Linked DNA regions of Homo sapiens: region 2 is linked to region 1. Evidence: read pairs that join two places in POLR2A ChIA-PET (ENCODE). Cell type or tissue: MCF 10A. All regions are shown on one strand. Region 1 overlaps OSBPL3 (oxysterol binding protein like 3). Region 2 overlaps OSBPL3 (oxysterol binding protein like 3).

Region 1 (8,000 bases):
TTCACCTTTGCTCATCACTCCCCTCTACCTGAAATGTCCTTCTCTCCCATTTCTCTACCTTTTGAAATTGTACCAGGACACTTCAAGGTCCTGCTCTATTAACACCCTTCCCATGAGATCTCTCCTGGTTTATTCTTTGACATTACCCTCCCCAACTCAACGGTTATCATGGAAAAAGTACCCACCCCAGAGAATGATTGTGAGAATTAAATCAGGTGATGTTCTTTCAAAAAGTACAGAGAATAGTGTCTCACTTCCAGCAAATACTTCATTAAGAAACTACCATTATTATTATTTTATGGTCCTCCAATCTTTGTGACTAGTTACCCTTCCCCTACCTACCTCTTGGCTTACCTTCCCCAAGGTACTACAGGCTTCCCCCTTTCTCTCCTGGGACCTGCCCCAAAGGTTCTATAGGTAAAGGCCCCCTTAACTGTCACAATTTTAACTAAACTGCTGACTCCCAGAACTGATCAACAGCTCTGCCCTCTCTCTTGCACTGTTGCTGGACATGTCTGTGCTGATACCACCCATACACTTCAAGCTCAGCATATTCAAAACCAAAAGCACTCTCTTTCTCTAAGATCTACTCATCTTCCTATTTTCCCCAGCAGTAGTCAATGGCACCATAAATAACACAGTCACATACGCCTGAAACTCTGCAGTTACTTTTTGGTTTGCTTTATATATTTACTTGGAGTAATACATTTACTTGGAATAATATTCAAAAGGTATAATTTCAACTTCACACCTATCCTGCCTTCCGTTACCCCTTCCTAGGACAGTCTGATGTTATAGCAACCTCTTGTATAATCTTCAAAAGATATTTTATATTTTTATATATACAGTGAGTACAATTAAATGTTTATCAACCAGCTCTCTGGAAAAACAAAAACAAAAATGTCCTCATGTGTTATGTTTCCTGATTTCCATGGTGTAAATACTCCCACTGTGGCTGGCTTCAAACTACCAACATGAAGTAATCAGCCAAGGGCTTGGGAAGTCACGCACAGTTGGTTCCCACATGCCGGTGTAAACTGGCTTCAGCACACCAGTTTTTTTGTTTTTTTTGAGTCGGAGTCTCCCTCTGTCACCCAGACTGGAGTGCAGTGGCGTGATCTTGGCTCACTGCAGCCACTGCCTCCCGGGTTCCAGCGATTCTCCTGCCTCCACCTCCTGCGTAGCCGGGATTACAGGCACACACCACCACGCCCAGCTAATTTTTTTATTTTTAGTACAGACAGGGTTTCACCATGTTGGCCAGGCTAGTCTTGAACTCCTGACCTCAGGTGATTCGCCCACCTCGGCCTCCCAAAGTGCTAGGATTACAGGTGTGAGCCACGGCGCCAGCCTCAGCCCACCAATTTTATCCATGTGTGCATATATGCATGAATATATGTCCATGTGTATATGCATACTTTCATATAAAATATATATTATATATGGATATTCTATACTTCACTTTTTTCTTAACTTCACAATAAATCTCACATATCATTCCATATCAGAAAATGTAGAGCTGCCTCATTTTTAACGGCTCTATTATTTTTAATTAGTACTTACTGATGAAAATTAAGTTACTTGCAATCTGGTATTTATTCAAATACTCCAAGAAACAATTTTGCATATATATCATTTTGTGAATTTTGCATATCTGTAGGATAAAGTTCTTAGGACTGTTATTGCTGATTCAAAGAGTGCATGCATTTCCAATTTTGACAGATACTGCCAATGGCTCGCTACAGTTTGGACCGATTTACATTTCCATCCACGATGTATGAATACCTGTTTCTTCAAAACTTTGCCAACACTGTTACCACATTTTGTGATGTCTGCCAACCCGATAGGTGAAAAATAGCATCTCAATGAAGTTTTCATTTGCATTTTCTCTTTTTATGAGTGAAGTTAAAGTTTTCATATGTTTATGAGTCATCTGTATGCCATTTCGTGAACTATGTGTTCAAACTCTTTGCCTTTACAGTAACTGGCCTTTCTCGTACTGATTTGTTGGAGTTCTTTATATATTGATAAAAGTAGGTCTTTGTGATATGCATTGCAATTATTTTCCTAAATGTGTTGATTGCCTTTTGACATAGTTTTTAAAAATTGACCCCGCAAAAATGATATGTAATCAATAAATCAATCTTTTATTTTATAGCATCTGGATTTTGTGTCCTATCTAGAAAGGATTTTTCATCTTATTATTAAAAGTGTATTGTATTTTTTTGTATTTCTATTTGTTTTAAAGTTTTGATCCATGTGGAATTTATTTTATTTTTTGCCTGATTTTACCAACACCATTTATTATCCCTTGTGGAATCATCTTTGCCTTCTCCCTCAACCCTACTCCCAACCCCTAGTTCCTAGGGGCTATCATTCTAACTTTCCAGTATTTTGATATTATTTGTCTTTTTTCTCCTCTCACTGTGACCATCCCAGTTCAGGTCTCATCACTTTGTGCCTATACTCCCAGCCTCTGCCCTTCTCTGTCACCACCAAAACACTTTCTGCTAAGATAGCTCTTACCGTGTCACCTCCTTGTTCACTGTTTACAGCATAGTCTTTGGAGTTACTATGGGATTTAGGACTTATACCACTTGGGCCCTAATCTACCTCTCCATTTACTTTTCCCATTACACAGTCCTTCTCTTCATCAAACCGGATAGTCCACCAACTCTTAAAATGTCATGCCTTGTTTCATCCTAGCTAACCTACCACTTCTGCCTAGAATGTCCTTCCTACCTTTCCCTTCGTCCCTTTCTTTTTTTTTTTTTTTTTTTTTTTGAGACGGTGTCTCGCTCTTGTCGTCTAGGGAGTGCAGTGGCACCATCTTGGCTGACTGCAACCTCCACCTCCCCGGTTCAAGCGATTCTTCTGCCTCAGCCTCCGAGTAGCTGAGATTACAGGTGCCCACCATCATGCCCAGCTAATTTTTGTATTTTTAGTAGAGACTTGGTTTCACCACGCGGCCAGGCTGGTCTCGAACTCCTGACCTCAGGTGATCTGCCTGCCTCAGTCTCTCAAAGTGCTGGGATTATAGGCGTGAGCCATCGCACTCAGCCCCTTCATCCCTTTCTTTATCTCAATCCCATGTGCCCTTCAAGATGTGTCTCAAACACTCAACTTCTCTGCAAAAGCATCTCCCTCACTCCTCCTGAGCTCCTATAGCACTTTAATATCTTGTTTATATAAGTAGAGAAAAGATGGATCAATATATAGAGATATAGATACAGATAGATAGATATAAAAAACACAATTGTAGAGAGAAGGAGGAGTGCTATAAACATATATATCCCGAACTGAAGTGAATATTCTTTGAGGTCGGGGCTGTGGCTAATTAACATTTGCCTGCTCCCTACTTCTAGGTAGCACCTTGTACATAATAAATTGTTTTTAATAAAACGAAAATGTCTGGGGCTTAAAACGTTAGTGTGCATCATAATCACCTGAAGGGTTAAAACCAGTTTTCTGGACTCCACCCCCAGAGTTTCCAATTCCATGGGTTTGGGCCCCACCCAAGTTCTGCTAACAAGTTCCTAGATGACACTGATACATCTCCTGGAGTCACACTTTGAAAACCACTGCTTCAGACCGTTCCTCAAACCTCAAAGTAAAAGCCTTTAGAAAACCGGGGCAAAATGTGTCCAAAAGTCTCATGGACAAGAAAATCCTCTCAAACTGGGTGTCACCTAGTTATGTATAGATTTCATCCTGTCTACCCTGTCCAGCTCAAAGAGGCAGTGGCCCAAGGCCCCAGAGGCAGGTACCACAGGAACTACATCCATCCTCTGATCCTCGGACTGCCAGTCCAGTGCTGTTCAGCACACAGAGGGGGTCTCTAATCAAGGGCTTGGCAATAGAGGCCGAAAGACCTGACTGTACCCCAGTTCTGCCACTTGCTGTGTGCGTGATCATAGGAAAACTACTTCGCCCTCTCTAAGCCTGGATAACCAGGGTTCTTTGGGTGGAAGCAACAGAAAACAATTTGGTAAATGAAGCCAAAGAAAATGTATTAGAAAACAAATCAGTTCAAGGAACTAAGAGGAGGCTGGAGAGGCAAGCCCGGGCACAGCTCCGTGGAATGGAAAGCTACACCACAACAAAGCTGTATGCACAGATGGTCTGGCCATGACACATCTCGCAGCAGACTCTCCATGACCCTCCCACACCCAGAGTCCAGAGAGAGGCATGTGACTGACCTGGCTCACAGGGCCACAGCTGAGGGGAATGGGGCCCCTCCTTCTGGTCCCAGCAGACTATATCCAAAGGCAAGAAGTGACTTCTCAAATGGAAATCAGGAAGGGTAAAGGGATGTTGGAAAAACCAAACAGCAAGTGACTGCTCGCTAGCCTCTGTTTTATCAGTGATAAACTGGAATGATAGTAACCACTTCCTAAGTGATAAGATCTAACGAGGTAGCGTAAGTAAAGCACTTAGCCTGGCACATGGAGAGCGCCCAACAGCTACTGGCTGCCACTGTTATCACTGTTATTCATAATTACCTCCACCTTCAAAGGAAGGATGGTTTCCCATTCCCTAATAGCTCCAACAAGCTCCGAAGGAAACCTCAGTTAATTCTATATATGCCAGGAATTTGCATGAAGCAGCCCTACACCTGAGAAAAACCCAAGTGGGCTTCCCTGTATTCTTTTAGGCTTCACATACCCCTAACCCACTTTGCCTCAGATGCCAGACAACTAAGCTACACTAGAATCTAGCCAGCAAGTTATTTTAAGCTACATGCAGGGCTATGCTGGAGGACAGGTTGCTAGATATCATTGCGTTTCTGCTATAAAGGTGTTAAAAACTCAACTTTGGATTCAACTCCCATTAGCAAATAAACAAACCTGTGTGTCGCATCAGAGAGAGAAATTCAAAACCTCAAATCAAAAGAGGAGTTAAGGCCTCCTCCCACTCAGTTCTACATGGCCTCCAGCAATGGCAGAAAGACACAAAAGGGCAGGACTCTGCTCATCTCATCCTCCTTTGAGGATTCCCCAGCCACATTCTCTTTTCTCTTCCTTCAGCAACCTGAATCACAACCTACAGAAAAATGGAACCTTTCTCTCCAGGGTCCCAATTAAAAGCCAGACTCATTCCCTTTGAGCCACATCTCCCCACTGTAATTAATGAATTCTCTGCAACTCTTTAATGTCTATATCCCCTTCTAGTCTGTAAGCTCCTTGAAGGGAGGTTCCACATCTGTTCAATTCATCGCCACATCCCCTGCACCCAGCCTGGTGTCTGGCACATGGCATGTGCTTAATAAATATTTGTGAAACGTATGAGCAAAAATCTTAGCGCATGCTTTAATTCTAGGGAGGCATCTACTTCAAATTTAATAAGAGTTGCTGAGATTAAAAAATATATACATACATAAATATACACACACATATATATACATATATGTAGATTAAAATATATATATTAGCTTTAGCTTCTAAACATTTCAGATGACTGTCCACCACAAATTACTTGGGGAGGGAGAAATATTTGTTTTATAAGATGTAAACTATAATTTTAAAGTTCTTGTAACTATTACAATATTTGATATCAAGACAGGAAACCAGTGTGGGAATCTTTACAAGTACTACATTTTAATACATATTTGGAGAAATGTTACATTGAGGAAAGTATCTGACCCACACAATACTAAAAATAAAGATTTTAGTATTTTAACTGTAGAGGGTAAACAAAATAGCAAACTTTAGTTATAGTAACTGTCAGAGATCCTCTGCCAATCCCACACTGGATTGCTCATTGCAATTTGATTCTGCTCTGCTTTACATTTAAGCTATTTTTTTAACTCAGATCTACTCTCACACAATCTCAGAAATCACAGATGAAAATTCCACTAAGATTGTTCATCCAGCCCACACCCACTCAGAGAACTGGGCTGATTACCTCAGATATTTTTTTCATAAGTAAACACAGACATATAGACAGCAACATAATTTTCATCTAAAGAAACTTTTATGAAAGAAATTTGCTTCTTGGCTTTAAACCCACACAATATTATTATTATTCCCTAAGAATCATATTCCACTCATACTCAAGGGGTCTTGGAGCATCTAGAAACAACCATATTCTGGCTCTCAAACAACAGACTTAGGTAGAGGCAGTTATAAACCAAGTCCAGAGAAAATTCAATTTCAGGGGTACAAACAATGTGGCTAAGAACAAGGAAATTACCAGTGAGTCTTCTGTATTTTTCCAAGATGAAGGAAATATATCACCAACTTCAAAACAAAATCATTTAGATTAATAACTAAAGAAGCAATTCTTCACACTGCTATTCCATTTATTATTATAAAAGAATTTTTAAATGTTCACATAGCTTAAATAAGCCCAGGAATGATATTGGAAGGCTACAGCCTGCCTGCACAAGCTTCTGCAAAGAAGCATCTTTGAAAAAAATCAATATTTCCCAATCCTTTCATACCAGAGGAATCCTTTATAAAAAATATTATACTCCAGACTTTAAAAAAGATGACTTTGATATTTCTAAACTTTTTATGATGAAAAATTTCAAACATGTACAAAAGTATAGCACTGCACTGCCCAGCTGAAATGTAATAGGAGCCATAGATGTAATTTTAATTTCTTAAGTAGACAAAGAGTAAAAGAAAACAAGTTAGTTTTAATTACACAGTATTACAATATATTCAAAATATTATCATTTCAACACGTGATGTTTAAAAATTGAGGTATTTTTACATTATTTTTCATACTAAATCTTTGAAACTCAGTGTATGTGTTATCCTACGGCGCTTCTCAGTAAGGACTAGCCACATTTTAAAGGCTGAATAGCCACATGCGACCAACGGCTGCCTGGCAGACAGCACAGATAGAGAATTCATCACCCAGTTTCAACGATCGTCAGCTCACGGACAGCCTTGTTTCCTCTGTACTCCCTCCTCACCCCCAGATTATTTCAAAGCAAATCCTAAAAACTGTAGCATTGCAGCCATGTTCAAAGTTCCTTGACTCTTTTTAACAGTTCGTTTGTTCAAATCAGTAGGTAAACCATCAACTATGAGGACCTCTTTTTAACGACAACACATTTTGCTGACTGCAACATAATAGGAGTTACACTTTTAGTAAAATGCTGCAGTCATCTGAATGTTTATTACGCATCTATCTTGTGCCAGGTTCTGTTCTAGCCCCAAGATAAAACAGCGAACAGGGCCCAAAGGAACTTCTGGACTACACATTAGGGTCACATTAGAATCAAACTTTTTTAGAAATGCCAGTCCCGTCAGCTAGCAAATAGATAAATAAAACCGTGGTATATACATACAATGGGGTATTACTAGGCAATAAAAAGGAATGAAGTACTGATACATGCTACAACAGAAATTAACCTTGAAAACAACATACTAGGTGAAAGAAGCCAGACACGAAAGGCCACATACTATATGACTCCCCTTATATGAAATGTCTAGAATAGGCAAATCCATACAGGCATAAAGTAAATTAGTGGGTGGGGATTAGGGGAATGGACGGGCAGTATGGGGAATGACTGGTAATGGGTGCAAACTTTTTTAGAGGGTGATAAATGTTTTAAAATTATGGTGATGGTTGCACAACTCTGAATATACTAAAATCCATTAAATTTTGTACCTTTAAACGGATGACTTGTATAATATGTGAATTGTGTCTCAATGGTGAGTGGTGAGCTATGAGTCTAGACAGGGAAGCAGGAGCCAATTCAGAAAGGGTCTTTCAAATCTGCTTTAAAATGTGAAATATTCATTGATCCATAAAATATTCACAAAAATTCCATTTGAATTCCATAACAATTTTAGTACATTTTTAGTAACAGCATTACCGTAGATATGAAAAAATAGTACATAACATAGGCAAAATATTTATTCTACAGACAATGATTACTACATGTGTGAATTTGAGATCTCCTTGCAATATCTCCTTGGTCCAAAGATGAGAGCAACCAGAACAGGTGCTTTTCATGGACTTAACAAGGAATTCTGTTACTTCGA
Region 2 (8,000 bases), 150 kb before region 1:
CAGTTATCTTTTTTAAAAAAATCCTACCACTTGGAGATACCTTATATTAAAAAATGCTACATTCTTCTCCTTTTCTTCACTAGCTGTCTTTCGATGAAAACAACGGAGCTAGCTTTGAAACCATGGGATCATATAAAACAAAATCAAGGTGCAGTGGCATAGCCCTGTAATTCCAGCTACTTGGGAGGCTGAGGCAGAAGGATCCCTTGAGCCCAGGATCCAGGAGTTCAAGACCAGCCTGGGCAACATAGTGAGACACTATCTATAATAATAATAACCATTAATCAGCTCAAGACAATCCCCACTCCCCACTTCTCCACCCCAGCTGGCATGACCCACTATGAAATGGAAGGAAAGCTATGAAATGTTCCTCTCCCCCATAATGTAAACATATTTTAAAGTGGATTATTATGAAGTAGATTATATTCATCCCACAAAAACAATGTAGCAATGTGGGAGAGGAGCACTATAGCTTTGATGAAGAATTTGGCATCTTTACAGGTATGGCCGAATGTAAACACAGTATATAAAAACCATACGCCTCTTCTGTAATAATTTTAAACCCCATAAAACAGGGATAAATATACATCCATATGAATTACAAGAGAACCCCTACAGTATACACACATCTCATAAAAACCCAACCTTGATTTTTTTAAACTATTGTGTTAGATAATGAATGAATGTTTAGCAGATTATGTTTAGATGGGTTCAACACATTTTCTGAATAAGTCTCAACCTTCAAATATCAGTAACTTTGCTTATTTCTTTATGGCTTACACAGGCCTTTGGGAATGGTTTATTTGGCCCACATTGCTTTTAAGAGTTTTACAAAGCTTTCTGGGGAGATTTACATTGATAGCTTATTATTTTGTATATTTCCTCCTATTTCTGGAGCATCTGCCATGTGCTGCACTAGTGTCCGGGAACGAGGGAAAGGTTTTTGTTGTTCCATGGACCTGGGCCCTGACTGCAACATCATCTGCTGGCTGTATGACCTTCACAGCTTTTCAGTCCCTTCAGCCTCTGTCACCTCATCTGTGAAATAAGGCTGATTCCACTGACTCGGCCAACTAAAAAAAGAACACATACAAACTGTCCAGGATCATACACTGATGTGGATTAGGCAGAGACTAAGTGAAAATATACTCATTTAAAAGAGACTAAGTGAAAATACACTCATTTAAAAAATCAAAATATAGATTTCTAAAATGAGTGTATTTTCACTTAGTTCTTAGGGCAGCCTTGTATCTTGGTGAGCCTGATTTTATAAATTAGGAAATAGGGGTTCTGGCCAGCAAAGAGCTTCCCCAATGCCACAACATTAATGAGTGATAAAGGTAGCACTCCAAACCTATGTCATCCTCTTCCAGATCCAGGGCTCGTGTCCCTCCCCAAAGCCAGGACACATCATTAAGGTTCCTTCTCATGGACATTTAGAGAAAAAAAACTTTTGAATTTGACCTTTCCAACCTCAGTCTCGCATATTTCTTTGTAAAATGAGGTGTGAGGATCCCTCTTGGCTTCAAAATGCTCTGATTCTAACATCTGCTGTTAATGTCTTCTTCGAATCTTAGCATCAAAGGTGGTGGCGGATGCTGGCCAACTTGAAAAAATTATACAAAGGCTTTGATTAACTTCAATGCCCATGGAAAAAGGTAATTCACAGTTAATCACTTAATCTTTGTTGATGGCAATCTTTCTAAAATCTATTAGAGTAGAGAATAATGAGCAGAATCTAACCTGTCTTTGTTATTGCAGGATTTTGGTTGAGTCTGTATTCTCCTTACATTTTAATTCAGGCAAAAAGGGCAGTAAATGCATTTGTCTGAATTGACCCAGCCCTGGAAGGAGATGCTGTCTGTTAGCCTGTTGAATAAACCCAATTTAGACTTTTTTTTTAAGCATTCTTCCCTATCACGTCCTCTCCAATCAAAGAAGAGCAATTCTTGATTGGTAAGGATGCCCAAGCATTCAAGAAATTAGTACACATGGTTTTTATTACGCAAGTATTTATATGGTAACACATGTATCTATCTTTCTTTCTACAAGCCCCAATACAGTTCCCCTGGCAGTTAAGAATTCTGGTAATTTATAATTTATTTATATATCTGAGGCCTTTCTTTACCTTGACCTAATCATTTTTAATTTATGCTTTGAATGCACTTTATATAAGAGGTCAGGGGAGAAGCAGATAGGAAAAGGAGGTATTTTCAGTATTTTTGTACTTTGTAAGTTTTTATTTTTCAGATTTAGAAAAGTAGCCCTTCAGTACATCAGTTCTCCCCTGCAACTGCTCCAAGGCATAACTATCCAGTCCTCCTAGGTCCTGATTTCCCTGCAGCAATACAGGGCAATAACGAAAAAGAGGGCAAGTGCCAGGTGAAGAAGTCATCCAGAGAGGGGACCAAGTGGCCATTCTTTCCAGGTCACTCATCAAGTACTTATTGATTGCCTGTGATGTGTCAGGCACCGTCCTAGTCACCAAGGGTAAAAATTCTTACCCTGATGGAATTTATATTTTAGTATGGAAGTGGGTAAGACAAACGACACATAAGAAGCACATAATTTGTCAGTAGAAATTGTGTTAAGGAAAATAAAGCAGGGCATGAGGATGTGGGGACAGTGAGTAGGAGTGCTGGTCAGACAGGGTGGTGGGGCAGGACTCTAATAATGGAAACCTGTGGGGCTGAGAGAAGTTCGGAAGTTAACCATGCAGATATCTGAGAGAAGCACGTCCCAGGCAGGGGACACAGCAAAGGCCAATGGCTGGAAAATGCTTGGTATGAAGCAGAAGAAGCAAGGCCAGTCTGGCAGAGCTAAATGAGGAGGTGGGGTAAGTAGGAGAAGTGTCTGAGGGTGAGATTTTCGAGGGCGTTGTGGACCATGGCCAGGACTTTGGATTTTATTCCAAGTGACTTGGGAAGTTGGTGGAGGATTTAGAGCAGCTGCTGCTTCTGTTTTAAGCAGTCACTGGGGCTGCTGGATAAGGAATTAACTGGCTCTGGAAACAGGAGACCAGTAGTGAGTCCTACTGCAATAATCCCAGTCATTGATTTTAGTGGCCTGAGCTAGGTGACCAGCATCACATGGGAGAGAAAGTGAAAATGGCTGGCTGTAGAAGGAAGGCTTCTGAAGGGAGACCCCAGGATTTGCTGATGAGAGGATGTGAATGATGAGAGAAAGAGCTATTAAGGATGATGCCAAGAATTCTGGCCTGATTTTGGGGAGAATGCAGATGCCAATTATTTTCCCTTCTCCCATGTTCAGAGTGAATCACTTATCTCATAAACACATGGCCTCTTGCAAAAAATTAAAAAACAAAAACACATTAAGTGCTGACTTGACCTAGAAATGGAGAAAACCACAAAGCAATGGTTTAGTTGTCTCATATTTGATTTATTGCTGGTTTTATTTGAACGGCTTGAATTTACCCTTTGAGTGTCTTTAAGAATTTACCCTTTGACAGTATCTTTACTTATTTAATCAGTAATAAATAACTCTGCTAACTAGTAGATACAAGGACTATGCAGAGGTGACATGAGTGTGCAAGGAGGAAGTGATGGGTGTGGCAAGTATAAGCCTGTCCAAGAATGTATGGACTCAGAGTCCTCCAATAAATAACAGAAAAGGAAGAAAGGCTGAGCCTGTAGAGCAAAAGAAAAGATCTTCATTTCAATCTCTTACATTTTAGTAACTTTTAATAACTGCACTCAGCTTTTCTGACACTGTCAAGGGTATGCAGGTGGGTGGGTAAATGGTTAAAATGAACAATGATCTGGACAACTAAAGTTTCATGTAATTAGGAAAAGCTACTTTTAGACTGTAGCTTAATTGCATATCCTTTCAACACCAAACCTTTCCCAAAGGTATGAAAAAAGGAACATAGCCAACTGAAATAAGTTTTCTGACCCATCTATTCCCTTGATGCAGCTCAAAACCAGTGTGTTAGCTCTGCCAGGCAGCAGGAGGACGCAGCAAGCAGGGAATCACCTGCCAGAGGATACTTAGTCCCTGAACAGTAAGGAAAGAAGGGAAGTCCTTCCTCTCTGAATTCTTCCTTTTGTGAGTTTATGTAGAAAGCCAAGGTTGAAACCGATTTTTTGGCACAAAGGAAACCTCTGAGAAGGTGGAAGAGCCAGAGGGTCAGAACCTAGGACAGGAATGTCTATGACTCACTCCTGATCGGTCCTCTTTCACAAAGGCCACACCCCTGCCTACCACAGGAGTGGAGAACAAAGTCCTATGTGAGTCTGGAGAGATTTTGCATGGTGAGAACGAACAGCATACACAAAGGGCTGCTTTGTGTATACTGTACTCCAGTAGCTCTGAGCATAGTCACTGAGTCCACACAAGAGACCCCACAGAGAGTAAGGGGAAAAGGAGGCAGGGATGGAAACAGAGGGGCTGGGTTCTAGCATTTGCTGAGGGGCACCGGGAAGCTCAAATCCTCTAGGCCTTGGTTTTCTCGCCTGTAACTGATCCCTGCCTCACCTTCCACAGAGCGCCGTTTTGGAGATCAAGTAAGATCATGAATGCACGGAGCACTCTACAAATCTAATACTTGTTCTAAGAAAAATTTTTAACAAGAAATGCTTTCTCTGATTTCTGACCACATGAATCATTTTGATGTTGTGGTTTTGGGTCTTTTAGACGAGAAACAATACAGAGAGGCAAGCTTCGACAGAGTCGAACTCTCAAGCAGCAATGACTTCCACTTGCCTGGCTGCTCACCACCTCGAACATCCACATGCCCAGCAAATCCACAAGACAACAAAATCAAGGGGCTTGGAAGAGAGGCAGCCATCACTTTCCAACTCAGACTGTTGTCTAGAAAACTCAGAAGAAAAGCCAAGCTGTTTCTTGCCAGGTCCTTAAGCTTGGAGATACAATTTCCATCATTATCCTCCTTAGAAAAAAATTCCACCCAAAAATATTAATTCGGGGGGCTTGCCCAGTTTATTATACTAGTCATCCAGAAACCTGTACTCATTGTAGAGAGGCACAAGAAAACAAACCTCTAAGCCATGAGAGCTTATCAATGACACATAATGGACAAGGGCGGAGTCATGCTGTCTCCATCAAGGTAGACTGTCTCCTGGGCTGGAGGCAGAAAGAGCCATACCAGGTACCAGCAGGAAACAGAATAAATGCTCTGGCACTCTCTTCAGATGTGTTAAATTAGAATAGACAGCATTGGGAGAGGGAAAGAGGGGTACTGAGCTGATAGGCTCCTGCTGGCCAGGGAAAGGGAGGCCCTGGCCCTACACCCTTCCCACTTCTAGGGCAGAGGACTGCCTGGTGTACTGAATCACATAGCTGCATCTTCACACTGTATGCTCACTTAGGATTCTCATTGGCTTCCCAAGTAATCTGCCTATGGGAAAATCATACCTAGTCACACTGGACAATGCTTTCTGATCCCCATAGCAGGTCTATTTTTCACAGTAAATGCATTTAGTAGCATTCTAGTTTATATACATCAGTCTCTTGTAAGCTTAGTGTGAATTTATCCCTGAGAGACTCATCCATTCTTAGGTATATTAAAATAACCAACTATCTGCAGCCATCAGGCTAAATTCCAGACAGATGAAGCAGCTCCATGATGATCAGGACTGGTGGTATGACCATGGTGAAGCCAGCTGTGAGAACTCCTGGCTGCCTGACAGCCATTTTCTGTCAGAGACTCACCAGCGACATCAAGTCCCCTTCAAACTACTTGTACTAGAAGTGGAGATATAGCATATCTTATTTGAACATAAGAAAGTATATATTATAGATATATGCCTTTCTAGTTTTCTTTCATCAAGTCATTCCTCAGCCTCCTCTCTGCCTTGTCAACACTCCTCTTACTATTCTTTTCCCTTTTTTTTTGAAATGGAGTCTTGCTCTGTTGCCCAGGCTGGAGTGCAGTGGTGCGATCTCGGCTCACCGCATCCTCCACCTCCCAGGTTCAAGTGATTCTCCTGCCTCAGCCTCCTGAGTAACTGGGATTATAGGCATGTGACACCACACCTGGCTAATTTTTTGTATTCTTAGTAGAGATGGGGTTTCACCATGTTAGCCAGGCTTGTCTCGAACTCCTGACCTCAAGTGATTCACCTACCTCAGCCTTCCAAACTCTTACTATTCTTAACACTTTATATTAAAAGGCATTGTAGGCCAGGCGTGGTGGTTCATGCCTGTAATCCCAGCACTTTGGGAGGCCAAGGCGGGCGGATCCCATGAGGTCAGTTTGCGACCAGCCCGGCCAATATGGTGAAATGCCATCTCTATTAAAAATACAAAACTTAGCTGGGCATGGTGGCACAAGCCTGTAGTCCCAGCTACTCGGGAGGCTGAGGTGCGAGGATCACTTGAACTGGGAGGCAGAGGTTGCAGTAAGCCGAGATTGTGCCACTGCCCTCCAGCCTGGGCGACAAAGTGAGACTCTGTCTGAAAAAAAAAAAAAAAGAAAAAAAAAAAAAAGGCATCGTAGAAGTTCCCACTAAATATAAGAGCAATAGCCATTTACTGAATATTTCCATCAGTGTATTATTTTGTTTAAGCCTTACTACAACCTATTAGTCAAACATTATCATTCCTAATTTACAGATTTTTTTTTTTTTAAAAAGGAAGGCTCAGAAAGTTGAAGGAACTTACATAAGGTCACACATGGAGCAAATTGTGGAGTTAAGATTTGAAGCAGGCAGGTCTGTACATCCTACACCCAGCACATTCTAAACTACTAACAATAACCAGTTCTCTTTCTTGCTTATTTCATGGAACTAAATGCTGAGTTATGTAACCCTCTTTCTGTCTTTGTGCACATGTGCCCAGGAGCTCTGATTTCTCCCCCACTGTGCCACCATGGGAAATACACAAACAGATCTTGAATTTGGCCCTGTCCCACCAGGGCTCAGAGGACTGAAGCTCAACTTTACACAGCTCATGTTACTATTCTTTTCTTATAGCTATTCATCCTGTCCTGATTGTCTGCTGTAGTTTGAGGCTATTTTTGGCCTTTATTTTTTCACAAGAGTGCATATGATACCATGGAAACCAAATTATATTTTCATTTATTCTCATTCTATTTTAGGTTCAGTATTTAAATAACCCAGATGAATTCTGAATCACACAGATTATCTTATCCCCTTTAACTACTGATTTAACTCCCTACTTCCCCAGTGTTAGTCCATGTTTAATTTCTTGTTTTAGCTTCTAACTGGCAAGCTACTGACAGTGTGCTTTGGGTTACTGTATATTCACTTTCCTTTGAGTTCCAGAGAACACTCCTTATCATTTACAGTTAAGATAAGCACTATCATCATAAGTCTCTCAGCCAACCCACGCTTCCCCTCCTCTCCCTGTAGTGCAAATCCATTGATAAAGAGAGCAGCAAGATAAAAGAATATTTTAGCAATCCACCCCCCTTCTCCTCAGTTCTCTAAGAACTAGGGGGTGAGAAATGTACAGAAGCAATGATGTCTAATGTCCCTAGGGATTTAGGGATATACAGAGAGTGGACGTGTTTGATTGCTACCTTAACAAGGTGGGAGAGGGTGTATTTTATTTTTTAAATTTGTTATAATTTTAATAAAATTTCTTTCTGCATATCTTAGAGGTTTTTTTTAAAATTTCAATATGTATACACTCTATTTTAGGTAAATAATCCCCTGTTGACAAGCATTTTAGATGTTCCCAACACTCCACCATTATAAACTCTGCTGGCATGCATCAATAATGACAGCAAACACTCATATAACATGTATCTTCATGTCTCAGATGCTGCTCCAAGTGCTTTGCAGACAGTGCCTCATTGAATCATCACAAAACCACGTGAGGTACATATAACTGTCATCCTCTCCACTCTCAAGAGCAAACTAAAGCACAGAGAAGCTATGTAACTTGCCTTGGGTTATCATGCTAGTAAGAGGTAGAACTGAGGTAGGACGGATCCTGGGCTGTCTGAAGCCTGAGTATTACTCTATGCTACTTCTATGGCAAGAGTGTGATGGAAC

The links. ChIA-PET counts read pairs that join two places held together with the same protein. Peaks named below come from ENCODE experiments on the same cell type or tissue, not always from the same donor. Only the 100,000 strongest peaks of a DNase experiment are listed, where the experiment ranks them.
Region 2: POLR2A ChIA-PET joins it to region 1 with 28 read pairs; 24 of 35 experiments call an interaction of 5 or more read pairs at or near these places.

Annotation. Positions count from the first base shown.
Region 1 is chr7:24,967,344-24,975,343 of GRCh38, forward strand. All of the region lies in intron 1 of OSBPL3 (oxysterol binding protein like 3), which reads right to left. Among named protein-coding and RNA genes, the nearest start is that of OSBPL3, 8.8 kb to the right of the region's middle. RefSeq lists an enhancer at 4,013-4,668. In MCF 10A, no CTCF peak of the experiment used is centred here; a DNase peak (open chromatin) is centred at 4,138.
Region 2 is chr7:24,822,169-24,830,168 of GRCh38, forward strand. The region is part of intron 16 of OSBPL3 (oxysterol binding protein like 3); the gene reads right to left. Among named protein-coding and RNA genes, the nearest start is that of GSDME, 69 kb to the left of the region's middle. RefSeq lists enhancers at 3,884-5,083, 3,970-4,475. In MCF 10A, no CTCF peak of the experiment used is centred here; a DNase peak (open chromatin) is centred at 4,183.